Linked DNA regions of Mus musculus: region 2 is linked to region 1. A link is a loop called in an ENCODE intact Hi-C map of the cell type or tissue named here. Cell type or tissue: heart. All regions are shown on one strand.

Region 1 (2,500 bases):
TCCCAAGAACCAGGAAAAATTCACTACAATTTCCCGACTGTTCAGCACTGTTCTTCAGAGTCTAGCCCTCCAAGACACTCCTATTCATACCACCCACCACACAAAATAGCTGGGGAGAGAATGACACAAGCCGAGCCTCACCACACAGAAGATAGCCTTCGAAATGGTGGGACCGACCAGCTAGCCAAACTGAAAGTGGGGGTGCGGGAACTGTCATTAGGAAAAAGTTCTGGCACCGTCTGCCAAGATTTTCAAAGCCAGCAGTGTGTCAAGAGGTTAACGCGACTTAACTCATTTACAGGTAACCATTTAACACACAGACACACACACACACCCCCTTTCGGGAGAAGAGGCAGTACGTGACAGGGAGCCCAGCCAGCCTACTGAACGGCCACAACCCATAGGCTACCTCCACGGCTCCTCAGGACGCTGCCAAGGCGTATTTTACGCGCCAAGAGTAAACCACGACGTGGTTCCCTAACTCGGCAGTGAGTGGCTGAGCCTAACTCCCCGCGCCAACCCTGGCCACGGCCGCGTGGGACACTCGGGACTCCAGAGCTCCCGCAGACACCGGAGGCTGCAGGGCCCACGCGGGCCACCGTCCCCGCCGGCCCGAGCCGAGCCCGGCCTGTTGCAGTGGGCCGGCTCCCGCAAAGGGCTACCCATAGCCCCCGACCCCGGCAGACGGAGACTACGGCCCCTGCAGGGATCTATAGGCCCACGGGACTCCGAAAGCGAACACGGGGTAAAGGGATGGCACAGATACCACACGGATGAACACGGAGTTTCACAAACACTCACTCACCGGCGAGGGAAGATGGCAGAAAGAGAGTGGGCCGGGCAAACGCACGGAATTATGGGAAGCGGAAGCGCTATCGCGAGACTTCATGGTCACACACTTAAAAAAAAAAAACCCAAAACCCTGTGATTTCTTATAGGACAACCAATGCGAGGGCGGGGCCTCCTCTGGGAGGGGCAGATGAAACTAGAAATGGTGGGCTGCTAGTCGCTCTGAAACTCGCGGCAGTCCTGCCTCAGCCTCTAGGGTTTTGGCATTAACGCCACTGCGGGTTCTTGCGTTTAGTTTTGTTTGCCACAATGAAACTCACTAGGTAGCTTCGGCTGGGCTGGAACTATGAAGACCAAGCTGACTTCTAGCCTCCACCTGCCTCTGCCTCCCAGTGCTGAGATTAAACATCACAGCACTTGGCTTTTGTTATTATTGTTTTGGTTGGTTTGGCTTGAATTTGGCTTTTGGAGACCAGTAGTGGCCCAATGCTGTCCCCGGAGTCATGAAAATCTTGACTAGTAACAGGGATTACTGCCATGGTCCGCTTCTCTCGCTCTCTCTCTCTTTTTTTTTTTTTTTTTTTTTTTTGTTTGTTTTTTTGTTTTTCGAGACAGGGTTTCTCTGTATAGCCCTGGCTGTCCTGGAACTCACTGTAGACCAGGCTGGCCTCGAACTCAAAAATCCGCTTGCCTCTGCCTCCTGAGTGCTGGGATTCAAGGCGTGTGCCACCATGCCCGGCTTAAGGTCCACTTTTCTTCCTCCTCCTCCTCTTATTATGCAGCCCTGTGATCTGTCTGCTTCACTTTTGTAACTGGGGTTACACTCCTCCTCCTCCTCCTCCTCCTCCTCCTCCTCCTCCTCCTCCTCCTCCTCCTCCTCCTCCTATTATGCAGCCCTGTGATCTGTCTGCCTCACTTCTGTAACTGGGGTTACACCTCAAGTGAATCTGTTGACTCCTAGCCTGGACCATTAAGCTTCAAGCCTACAGAGGTTCGGGAAGCTTCGTTCATTGCTGTTCACACTAAGTCTGGAGAAGCATCTGCCACATAGTAGGTCCTCGACATATAGTTGAAGAAAAAACTGAATGGACAAATCAGTTTCTCCATCTCTAAAACAGGGATGATAGAACCACTCAGAGGAGCTTTTGAGAGACCACACAAATGTGGCAGTGCTCAGCAGTGTTTGGCACAAGATTTATTTCCCCCAGAGGAACAAAGGACAGGGAATGAGAGACAAAGACAGGAGATAGAAGGTGAGGGAGAGGGGAACAAGGGAGAGGGAGGGAAAGGATGTAAGTCCTGGGAACAAAGAACTGCCTCTGCATAGAGAGGAGACAGGTGTGGCCCTTGAGCAAACGACAGTTTATGAGGGTAAAGGGGGAAAAAACCTCTTGTTAGGATGAAGTGTCTAACTCTGGTTAGACACGTTAATTAGGGTAGCTGCAAGGGGACTTTTGGTTGCTGGACCTCCATCCTTTGAAAGCTGGACCTTGGTAGTCAGCCTCAGAAGGAAGTGAGCAAATAAGTGACCAAATAAGAGAGCTTTAGGAATGTAACCTAATAGTTTTTAGAAAAGAGGAAGGGAGAAGAAAAAGGCCCGCCAGAACCATCTTTGTCATGCTCTGGCCGCCAGAGTCCCCTTCATCTTCTCTCACAACAGGGGAAGTCTTCATTCCCAGTCATAATTCACCCCACAAAAGGACCACAGGCT
Region 2 (2,500 bases), 1.8 Mb before region 1:
ATAAGGCCCATAGCCACAAACCTACACAAAAGCCCCAGCACCTGGGACCAACTGGATGTAATAGTTTAGGGGAGCTAAAAATCAAACCACCTATTTCTAGGAAACTATCATGTTGACTATTAGCCAGCACCCAGAACCACCTGAGAGGACTCAAGTGCGTTCTCCCCTCTGAAGATCCGCAGCGCAAGTGTCTCGACACAACACCTGGTTTGTTGTCCGCCTTACCTTTCTGTTCCTCTCAAGGTGCTTTCGGACAGCAACAGCTTTCTTAATCAAATGGTAGAGATCCTCGGGGAGGTCAGGGGCAAGGCCTTTGGACTTGAGGATTCTCAAGATTTTATTTCCAGTCACAAAACGGACCTGGGCCACCCCGTGTGAGTCCCTCAGGATTACACCTGAAAAGAGAAACACACTCAAGCACACACACATGCGATAAAACCCTAACAGCCAAACTCCAAATTTCCAGCTCACTCAGACATCCAAGGAAGGTCAACCCAACATGGAAAGTCCTTCTGGTGGAAACTGCGAATGTTGGAACACCATCATCACTGTGAGCTTGCCAGAATACATCTGACCAGAGGAAACAATGTGACTTCTACCTTTATATTTAGTATTAACTTAAAAGCAGCCCAACATTTATTTGTACCTATCTTTAAAACTGCATGTTATTGCTTTTAAACCTCAAATTACTTCAGATCAGCTGAGCCCATTTCACATGATTTTTTCTGCATATTTCTAGCGAACTTTTTATATCCTAAAGAGGATATTTTCCTCCGATGAGCAGTTATTCCCAGACTCAGAAGCCAAGCTACCAGAAACGAGTTATTTCCCATTTGTACAAAGTCAGAGCAGCTTAGAATCAATTCAGTTAGATGTGACTCAATCCCAGACAGCCCTTGCTCCGCTGTGGAAGCAGGAGGAACCTTTTTAACATACGGACTAGACACATTTGTTTCTCGAGAGCAGAAGGAAGAGATTACATCAACACTCACCTATCTGGGAGGGAGTCAGGCCTTTCTTGGCCAATTTGTAAATCTGTTCCTTCACGTCGTCAGACGTCAACTTCAGCCACTACAGATGGAAGAGAAATCGGCCTTAGGATGAGAGAGCACGGCGGCAACCTTCCACTTCGGGTCCCATCCTCCCGCGCACCGATCGCTTCCCACGCCGCCCTCCAACCCTCAGCCTCTACTCACCGTGGGGACGCTACGGCGGTAGGGCAGCGCCGACTGGGACAGGCCCTTCCTGAAAACAGAAGATAGGAAGTAAAGCGGCGGCCCGCGCCCCAAGCAGCCCCACTGTCCCTTCACCCGCAGCCCGCATCCTCCTCTCTCAGCCCCGCGCCCCAGCCCCGCAACCAAGGTCGGCGCCGCGGGCTCACCCGGGAGCGTGCATGCGACCCATGATGGCGGAGGTCTGGCAGCAAAGAGAGAACGAGGTAGGAAACGGCACAGGAAATCAAGCCGCACAGGAAGTGACGCCACTCACCGACGTTTGCTCTCGCGCGGGGGCGGGGCTACATAGTGTGGCCACCGGAGCCCGGGAGACTACGCGTCCCAGAAGGCATGGCGGCGAGGCGGTAAGTGTATGGCTGGGTTGCTACGCCTTGAACTCTTGTCTCTAGTCTTGCTCTTAGCCAGAGCAGCAAGTCTGTCTCTAACATCTCTTCGGAAGTCGCATCTGAGGGGACCTAGGGCGTGCTCGAGTCCTGGGCTGAAGGATTTGGATAAGCTGCGGGTTTCTCAGGGCTCCCTCTGCAGCCCCGAACTCGTGCGGTGTGGGATGATCGCAAAGCCTAGGTGCAGCCGGCGCTTCTCTCTAGATCGTTAATTCTAGGCTTCCGAGCCCCGCCCGGGTCTGTCCTCCTGTCTGCGCGCCTTTTCTACACAGGTCGGAGCGCAGAACCGCTCACCCCCGTCGGAGAAGAGTTGGGAACGAGGAAAGAAGCTTCGAGAAGATGAGGGGGAAAGGGACTACCCCGGGAGTTGGTCTTTTAAGGATGTCCTAGTCCGGTTCACCACAGAGCGTTCGAAGAATGGGTGAATATAACAATTTATTGTAAATGCAACAAAAAACAACAAAGACATGGACCCAAGAAACTCAGATCTACAAGACCCTGTTGACAAGTGAAGCGTGAGAGGTTTGAAACAGTACTGAAATACTGATCCAGTTTTCTTTTTTGTTGTGTTTGAGACCGGGTCCCTCAATGTAGTTTTGGTTGTTCAGGAACTCGCCTTGTAGACCAGGCTTGCTTCAAACACACGTTAAGTCTTTCTGCCTCTGTCTCTTAAAAAAATGCTGAAATGATGATGAAAGGTTTGAGCCATCATGCCCAGCTGCGTTCTTTTAACCCATTACTAGTTGAATTACGTTTTCCAAAACATTGGGAACTTGAACCAAATTTGTATTTATTTCCTGGCAAAGTTGTATTTGATTAATTAACCAGATTCACACTTTTAGCCCAGATATGTGATCCGAACATCAAGCTTGGCTTCAATTC

Evidence for each region. Hi-C counts contacts between places; a loop is a spot of excess contacts. Peaks named below come from ENCODE experiments on the same cell type or tissue, not always from the same donor. Only the 100,000 strongest peaks of a DNase experiment are listed, where the experiment ranks them.
Region 2: it touches region 1 in a loop (7-fold over the local background); 7 of 42 quality-filtered maps call a loop at or near these places.

The regions. Positions count from the first base shown.
Region 1 is chr7:118,115,331-118,117,830 of GRCm38, forward strand. Rps15a (ribosomal protein S15A) reads right to left here and starts at 817. Exons shown (of 5, transcript NM_170669.2): 1 at 806-817. In heart, a CTCF peak has its summit at 1,092; a DNase peak (open chromatin) is centred at 901; H3K4me3 peaks cover 1,627 bases; H3K27ac peaks cover 1,384 bases.
Region 2 is chr7:116,332,704-116,335,203 of GRCm38, forward strand. Rps13 (ribosomal protein S13) reads right to left here and starts at 1,487. Exons shown (of 6, transcript NM_026533.3): 1 at 1,382-1,487; 2 at 1,197-1,245; 3 at 993-1,071; 4 at 226-395. The coding sequence starts at 1,404. Snord14a (small nucleolar RNA, C/D box 14A) reads right to left here and starts at 554; the gene lies at 468-554. Gm10589 (a long non-coding RNA gene) reads left to right here and starts at 1,466. Exons shown (of 2, transcript XR_869889.2): 1 at 1,466-1,579. In heart, no CTCF peak of the experiment used is centred here; a DNase peak (open chromatin) is centred at 1,488; H3K4me3 peaks cover 2,500 bases; H3K27ac peaks cover 2,126 bases.